Regions from separate parts of the Homo sapiens genome. Here region 2 is linked to region 1. The links are chromatin contacts, found by Hi-C or POLR2A ChIA-PET in ENCODE. All regions are on one chromosome and are shown on one strand. Each heading gives the region's core, a stretch centred on a gene start or an enhancer-like site at or near the end of the contact. The rest is flanking DNA. Distances are from core to core; before and after follow the strand shown. Region 1 has its middle 8.0 kb from the start of SLC3A1. Region 2 overlaps PREPL (prolyl endopeptidase like).

The links. A loop is a pair of places that touch in the nucleus more often than their neighbours do. ChIA-PET counts read pairs that join two places held with the same protein, here RNA polymerase II (POLR2A). Pooled maps may share reads with other maps.
Region 2: a loop to region 1 is called in a pooled map, with 5 times the contacts of the local background. The contact joins two enhancer-like sites. A Hi-C loop is called at or near these places in 2 of 50 pooled maps. POLR2A ChIA-PET finds 5 or more read pairs at or near these places in 4 of 52 experiments (A549, Panc1, T-cell and 1 more).

What each region holds. Positions count from the first base shown.
Region 1 is chr2:44,265,276-44,269,629 of GRCh38, reverse strand. No RefSeq gene overlaps it. Among named protein-coding and RNA genes, the nearest start is that of SLC3A1, 8.0 kb to the left of the region's middle. Within about 2 kb of position 2,166, at least 5 of the 41 ENCODE cell types and tissues checked have a DNase peak (open chromatin) inside an H3K27ac peak, as active enhancers do.
Region 2 is chr2:44,322,751-44,327,104 of GRCh38, reverse strand. It overlaps PREPL (prolyl endopeptidase like), which reads left to right. Exons shown (of 14, transcript NM_001171613.2): 10 at 177-393; 11 at 3,694-3,843; 12 at 4,251-4,354. Among named protein-coding and RNA genes, the nearest start is that of PREPL, 37 kb to the left of the region's middle. Within about 2 kb of position 1,789, at least 4 of the 41 ENCODE cell types and tissues checked have a DNase peak (open chromatin) inside an H3K27ac peak, as active enhancers do.

The DNA of each region.
Region 1 (4,354 bases), core at 917-3,416:
CCTATAGCATTTGTCTTTTGTGATTGGCTTATTTCACTTAGCACAATGTCTTCAAGGTTCATACATGTTGTAGCATGTGACAGGATTTCTTTCCTTTTTATTTTTTTCTTAAAAACAAGATCTTGCTCTGTTGCCTAGGCTGGAGTGCAGTGGCACAATCATAGCTCACTGTAGTCTTGAACTCCTGGGCTCAAGCCATCCTCCTGCCTCAGCCTCCTAAGTAGCTGGGACTACAGGCATGCACCACCACATCCAGCTAATTTTTGTTTTTTGCAGAGATGGGGGGCTGTCACTATGTTGCCCAGGCTGGTCTCAAACTCCTGGCCTCAGGCAGTCCTCCTGCCTTGGCATCCCAAAGTGCTAGAATCATAGGCATGAGCCACTGTGTCTGGCCTTTCCTTTTTAAGGCTGGATAATATTCCATTGTATGTATATACTACATTTTGTTTATCCGTTTATCAGTCAAACACTTGGTTTGCTTCCATCTTTTGGCTATTGTGAATAACACTGCTATGAACATGAGTGTGCAAATATTTCTTTGAGATGCTGCTTTCAATTCTTTTGGATATATATTCAAAAGTGAGATTGCTGTGCCATATGGTAGTTCTATTTTTAATTTTTTGAGGACTGTTCATACTGTTTTCTATAGCAGTTACCCCATTTTACAATCCCACTAACAGTGCACGGGGGCTTCAATTTTGCAACATCCTCATCAACACTTGTTATTTTCCGTTTTTTGTTTTGTTTTGTTTTGTATTTTGATGGTAGCCATCCCAATGAGTGTGAGGTGATAGCTCAGTGTGGTTTTGATTTGCATTTCTCTAATGAAATTGGGGAAGTTGAGCATCTTTTCATGTGTCCTCATTGGCTATTAGGATATCATCTTTGGAGAAATGTCTGTTCGAGTCTTTTGCCCATCTTTTTATTAGGCTATTGGATATTTTGTTGATGACTTGTAAAAATGCTTTCATTTATGTTTCCAACAGGCACTGGTACAGTCTGAGCTGAAAGCTTCAGCCTGATGACAGGCAAGTGTTTCTGTGTATCTCAGACCCAAGTTTGTGACAATCACAGCCAGGGGATTTCAGTGACCATTTCAACTTCTTCCTGGTGGCCAACCCTCCAGGCTTGACAAATCAACACAAAACACACCCAAACAGAAAAGCATAATCTGATCCTTACATGACGTCATTGACCAACAATGTAAGTGAATTCACGGTGTAATGGGCTGATTTATAAAGGATCTTACCCATAGGGTGTCTCAGCTCTTTACTGCTTAAACATTTAGTTCTCAAAAAGAATCCAGAATCACAAAAGAAACAATGACACATTATATCTGGTCTTTAACAAAGTTCTATTGAAAAAATCACCTAACAGCTAAATACCGCATTTAATGCCCCGTGACAAATATTTCTAATTCAGACACATGAGCTGTTCTGGAAAACTTCTAATTAGGAGCATGGATAGACATTGTACTGCCACAAATAGTCTCACTGCAAATTCAAAGAGCATAAATTACACAGTCACATGTTACTTTCAAAATGCTGCCCGTCATCTGAGAACACTGTGTGTTAGAACTTCATTGGGACACAAACATTATTCTCTGCCATCTTACAGCTGGGGAAATGTGGTTCTTGGATGCAGAGTGAATTCCTCAATTCCCAGGCCAGCCCAGTATCCCTGGGAGAGGCCGTATGGCTCTCTGACCTTTAATGGTCACTCTCATGGCAAGGCCTGATAAAAAGCCAGGAAAGATTCATCATGACTTTGGGTGCTGGGTCAGGGACTCTGAGTACACATATCAGAGAAACGCATGCCAATATAGGTGGGAAAGACACAAAATGTATCATACCTTAAGGAATTTGCTTTATTCACATCTAGGCTTGTGTATAAAACCATTCTGAATGTGTCACTTTAACATAAAACCCACTGACCCTGCACAATCTGTCAGACTGTTAACCTCAAAACACTCATTTCACACCTCTAAAGCTATCAATGGCTTCTCATTATAAAGAGAACAAATGCCAATATCTTAGTATAGAAGTCTAAGCTACAGTTTATGCTCAAAATATATTTCCAATCTTTTTGCTATCTTAGTATTTCCAAATCAGGCTCTGTGCTCCAGCCGATCAGCACTGCCGAGGGTTCCCTCACTACAGACCGTGAGCACCTCATTCTGGACAGTTTCTCCCTCCTGTCTTTGAGGCCCAGCTCCAGCCTCCATCCCCCTACCACCACCCTCAGACCAGGAGACACTGATCCAGCCCAGTCTGCATCATATATTTGTACATTCATCCTTATAATGGTAGCTTTCTTTTTTCTTTCCTTTTTTTTTTTTTTTTTTTTTTTTTTTGTGACAGGGTCTCACTCTGTCACCCAGGCTGGAGTGCAGTGGCATGATCTTGGCTCACTGCAACCTCTGCCTCCAGGTTCAAACAATTCTCCTTCCTCAGTTTCCGAGTAGCTGGGACTACAGGCGCACATCACCGTGCCCAGCTAATTTTTTTGTATTTTTAGTAGAGACGGGGTTTCAGTGAGCCAAGCTCATGCCACTGCACTCCAGCCTGGGAGACAGAGCGAGACTCCATCTCAAAAAATAATAAAAATAAAAAAAATTAGCTGGGCATGGTAGTGCACTCCTGTAATCCCAGCTACTTGGGAGGTGTTTTGGGGTGTTTCCAGTTTTGGACTATTATGAATAATGGGTCTCGTGAACATTTATGTACAGATAGGTTTTTGTGTGGACATACGTTTTTATTATTTATTTTTATTTTTTATTTTTTTTGAGACAGAGTCTCACTCTGTCACCCAGGCTCACCCATTGCAGTGATGCGATCTTGGCTCGCTGCAACCTCCACCTCCCGGGTTCAGGCGATTCTCCTGCCTCAGCCTCTGGAGTAGCTGGGATTACAGGGACATGCCACCACACCCAGCTAGTTTTTGTATTTTTATAGAGACCAGGTTTCAACCATGTTGGTCAGGCTCGTCTTGAACTCCTGACCTTGTGATCTGCCCTCCTCAGCCTCTCAAAGTGCTGGAATTACAGGCGTGAGCCACCGCGCCCAGCTATTTATTTATTTTTTGAGACAGAGTCTCTCACTCTGTCACCCAGGCTGGAGTGCAGTGGCACAGTCTCAGCTCACCACAACCTCCGCCTCCCGGGTTCAAGCCAATCTTCTGCCTCAGCCTCCCAAGTAGCTGGGATTACAAGCACCCACCACCACACCTGGCTAATTTTTGTAATTTTAGTAGAGACAGGGTTTCACCATGTTGGCCAGGCTGGTCTCAAACTCCTGACCTCAAATGATCTGCCCGCCTTGGCCTCCAAAAGTGCTGGGATTACGGGCATGAGCCACCGTGCCTGGCTATGTTTTTATTTATTTTGGGTAAATGCTGAGGAATAGAATTACTGGATCATAAGACCAGTATATAGTGTAATGTTCAACTTTACAAGAAACTGCCATAGTGTTTCCTAAAAGGTTTGGACCTTTTTACATTCCCATGAGCAATGTGTGAAAGATCCATTGCTCCACATTCTCGCTGACAACAGGCAATGCCAGTTTTTGTAACTTTAGGCATTCTAGTGAGCAAAATTATAATTTGTGCTTCCTTAAAGGCCAATAACTTTGAACATTAGCGTTTATTTGCCATTTGTATATCTTCCTTAGTGAAATGCTCATTCAATTTTGCAATATTTTACCTATTTCTGCTTTTTGTTACTGAGTTGTAAAAGTTGTTTCTTATAAGTATGAGTTATTTATCAGATATGTGTTGCCTAAGGCTTGACTTTTAATTTTCTTGACAGTTTCTCTTGAAGAGTAGAAGTTTCTAATTTTTATTAAATCGAATTCACCAGTAATTTCTTTTATGGTACTTATTCTTATGTTTTCTGTATCTTACCTGAGTGTTGCCTAACTCAAGGTCACAAAGATTTCCTCCACTGTTATCATCTAGAAATTTTAGTTTTAGCTCTTGTCATTAAGTCTGTGATTAATTGCTAGTTAATTCTTGTGTGGCATGAGATAAGAAGGTCAAGGTTGATTTTGCTGTTACTGTTGTAGTTGCATATGGCTACACATTTGTTCCAAAACCATTTGTTAAAAAGACTTTTCAGCTGGGCGTGGTAGCTCACACATGTAATCCCAGCACTCCGGGAGGCTGAGGTGGGCAGATCACTTGAGCCCAGGAGTTTGAGAACAGCCTGGGCAACACAGGGAAAATGCATCTCTACAAAAAATATGAAAGTTAGCCAGTGTGGTGGTGCATGCCTGTAGTCCCAGCTACTTGGGAGACTAAAGTGGGAAGATCACTTGAACCCCAGAGGACCAGTCTGCAGTGAGCCAAGATCGCATCA
Region 2 (4,354 bases), core at 540-3,039, 58 kb before region 1:
AGGCCGCGTACAGTTTCTGTTGCACATTCCTTGTTTTCACTCAACCTTTAAAAAGCAAAAACCAGTCTTAGCTCCAGGGCCACACAAAAAACAGGCCTCCAGGTGTAGTTCGCTGACCCCAGCCTACAGTATTAACTTTTTTTTTCCACTAAAACTTTTTTGCCCTTCAATTTCAGAGGTGGTGGTGAGTTAGGCCTCCAGTGGCACGCTGATGGCCGCCTAACTAAAAAACTCAATGGCCTTGCTGATTTAGAGGCTTGCATTAAGACGCTTCATGGCCAAGGCTTTTCTCAGCCAAGTCTAACAACCCTGACTGCTTTCAGTGCTGGAGGGGTGCTTGCAGGAGCATTGTGTAATTCTAATCCAGAGCTGGTGAGAGCGGTGACTTTGGAGGTGAGTACGCTCTGTCTCTACTGTTTATAGAATGGGGGAGGTGTGAAGCCATAGGCTACTCTAAGAAAAATGTTTTTGGGCTGGCACAGCGGCTCATGCCTGTAATCCCAGCACTTCGGGAAACTGAGGTGGGCAGATTGCTTACCAGGAGCTCGAGACCAGCCTGGGCAACATGGCGAGACCCTGTCTCTGCAAGAAATTAAAAAAAAAAAAAAACCTACCCAGGCTTGTTGGTAAGAGGATCTCTTAAGAGGTTGAGGCTGCAGTGGACCACTGTGCTCCAGCCTGGGCAACAGAGTGAGACATTGTCAAAAAAAAAAAAAAAAAAGGAAAGAAAAACATTTCTGTTACAGTTTTACCATAGCATAGGAGTATAACAAAGCTTTTAAGTTTTAAACTCAGAATTATAGCTTGAGGAGAACTTCTAAAGTTATTTTAATCCAACTATTAACCGTTATTCTTCTCTGATACAGTGTTCTTTATTATCTTTAAGGCTTTCCACTGAAAGATATTAATGGCTATTTCCATTGCTCATTTGTATTTGTAAGGACATTTAGAATTGGTGAAAAAGCACTGAAGCATATATGAGTCCCAGTTGAGAAAGCCAGGCAAAGCACGCTGTGACTCTGGAATGCACTGAGTCCTTTGGCTCCTGGTCACCTTGACAGGCTACTGCCCATCAACATTTCAGTCCTAGATTTATAGGCTCTTTATTTTTAGATAGTCCATTCTTAATGGTCGTTTGGGCATAGTTTTTCCGTATTTTAATTGAAATATCTTACCCTGTTCTGAAAATGATTATCTTTTCCCAGTGTCAGAAATTACGAAGTTACATTGTAGCAGTTGGTTTCACTGCTATCATTCTCCTACTTCTAGGTTACTCTGAAAAATAATGACTGAGATGGGAGAGAGTAAATTATTTTCAGGATTTTTTATTTTGAGGTTGGGGAGTTTATACTGTGGGCTTGTAAATAAGTGTTAAATAGTAGTCACCTGTAAGTCTATTTTTTAAAAACAGAAAAATGTGGAGAATAGCCTATGCACAAAGATAATGGCAGAATTATTTACAGTTTAAAGACAAAGCAACTAGATTTTGACTTTTAGAAATTTAAAAGGAAATGATGAGAAGGATATTTATGCTAGGTTGCTTATTATAGTGAAGACTAGGAGACAACCTTTTATACATGTATAAGTCAAATTCTTCTTATAAGCACCAAAAATCAACCCTAATTTAAGCAGAAAAGGGATTAAAGGGCATTAGGAAAATGTAGGTGTCTTCAGACCAGTGTTAGAGGCTTCAGAGCCAAAGGCATAGAATTGGCCCAATGAAACTATTACTGCCGCCACTGCCAAGCACAAATCACCTCACACTGCCAGTGCAACTTCTAGAGCTGGATATAGCTGTGGCACTTTTGCCAGAATAAATTATCTGTGATCACTGCTTCTTTGAATCACTAACTTTCCATGCAGAGTGTAAAGCACATGTGTCTGGTTGATAGACCCAAGTCACACATGGGTCACACAGCTACTCCCAAGCTGCAGGGAAAAATGGGAAAGAGAAGTCTAGCACTTAGTATCTCCACAGTGAGAGGCAGGCTCTAGCTGATAAGGTTGGAGGTTTTTCAAATGCAAAAAAGTTCATATGGTAGGCAGCCAAAAAGAATTACAGATGACTCACTATACTTGGTTAATGTTAATATGAGGGAAAGCTAAAAAGTATGTTAACAGAAGAAAATAAAGCTAAGTGAAAAATACAGCCTTCATTTTTGTTTTGTTGTTTTTGTGGGGTTTTTGTTTTTTTGTTTTGTTTTGTTTTGTTTTTTGAGTCAGAGTTTTGCTCTTTCACCCAGGCTGGAATGCAATGGCACACGAACACAGCTCACTACAGCCTCGACCTCTGGGGCTCAGGTGATCCTCCCACCTCAGCCTCCTGAGTATCTGGGACTACAGGCATGTGCCACCATGCCCTGCTAATTTTTGTGGTTTGTTGTTGTTTTGTAGAGATGTGGTTTTACCATGCTACCCAGGCTAGTTTCAAACTCCTGGGCTCAAGTGATTTGCCCACCTCAGCCTCCCAATGTGCTGGGATTACAGGCATGAGCCACCATGTGCGACCCAGCCTTCGTTTTATTAAATTTTGTAACACTAATTATAAGCCAATGGGTTGTTTTCTCTTCTTTCACCTTGGGTATTTTGCAGAGTTTCTTTACTTAGCGTTTTTTGCTTTTAATATAAAATGTCCAACTGGTCAAAAAGACTTTATTCCTTGTGTATTTTTTTCATTTAAAAATTTTTAATTATGGTAAAATACCATAAAATTTACCATCTCAACCATTTTTAAGTGAATAGTTCAGTAGTGGTAAGTGCACTCATAGGCTTATGCAGTCAATCTCCAGAACTCGTTTTTCATCTTAACAAAACTGAAACCCTGTACCGATTAAACAGCTCTCCATTTGCTTCTTCCCACAGCCTCTGTCTCTGTGAATTTGACTACTCAAACACCTCACATAGGTGGAGTCATACAAAATTTTTTGTGACTGGCTTATTTCACTTAGATTATATCCTTGAGGTTCATCCATATTGTAGCGTGGATCAGAATTTTATTCATTTTTAAGGCTGAATAATATTCCATGTAATATTGCATGTGTATACCACATTTTGCTTATTCGTTCTTTGGTTAATGGACACTTGAGTTGCTTCCACCTTTTGGCTGTTGTGAATATGCTGCTGTGAACATAGGTATGCAGATCTCTTTAAGACCCTGCTTTCAGTTTTGGGGATTATATGCCAGGAGTGGAATTGCTGGATCATATGGTAATCTTAAGCTTAACTCTTTGATGAACCACCATACTGTTTTCCAAAGCAGCTCCCCCATTTTACATTCCAACCACCAGTGTATCAGGATTCCGGTTTCTCCACATTACTGCCAATACTTGTTGTTGTTGTTGTTGTTTTAATATAATAACTAACTGTCCTAATTGGTATGAGACAGTAGCATTTATTGCTTTTATATAAGAAAAAATATAAATGAATAAAAGGTACTAAGCTAAAAATAAATATTGTGAAATTAGAAGATAAACCATTTCTTGTTATATGTCATTTAAGGAATCTGAAGACTTTAAAAGTAGGTTATAAATTACAGGCCCTGGTTAAGGACTGAGTATTCTAGCTCCTAGGAATCTACATGGCTTGAGTTATTTTCTCTCATATTAGTATGTATATTCATAAAATAGAATGTTTTTCTGAAACTCACTTACCAACCTCTTACTTGAAGTATAAGTTTCTTTGCCTTTTTTTTAGGCACCTTTCTTGGATGTTCTCAACACCATGATGGACACTACACTTCCTCTGACATTAGAAGAATTAGAAGAATGGGGGAATCCTTCATCTGATGAAAAACACAAGAACTACATAAAACGTTACTGTCCCTATCAAAATATTAAACCTCAGGTAGTGAAAGACAATTGTGTTAGATTATCCTGAATTTACACAGAAGATAATAAAAAAAAAACTTATCCAAGCTGAAGCAAAAATAGGAGCTTTAGAGATGTTTCTACTTATGATGCCCAAATATCTTCAGCACCATCTCTGCTCATGCTCCATGTTTAATACCTCAGGGGAATAGACTTATCATGCCTTAATTACTAAATTAGCTAAGGTCCTTTAGTCAAGAAAAGGCTATTCCAGATAACAAGTAGTCTACTACTGTAATACTGAGGCGCTCTCAAGATAGCAAGTGAGAAAAAGCATAGAGCACTTACAGGGAAAAATTGGAGGTAATTATTTTTCATAGTCTCTATAGTGGCAAGGGACCATAAGAAATAATGTAAACTCTTCGTGCATGTATTTTCTTTCAGCATTATCCTTCAATTCACATAACGGCATATGAAAACGATGAACGGGTACCTCTGAAAGGAATTGTAAGTTATACTGAGAAACTCAAGGAAGCCATCGCGGAGCA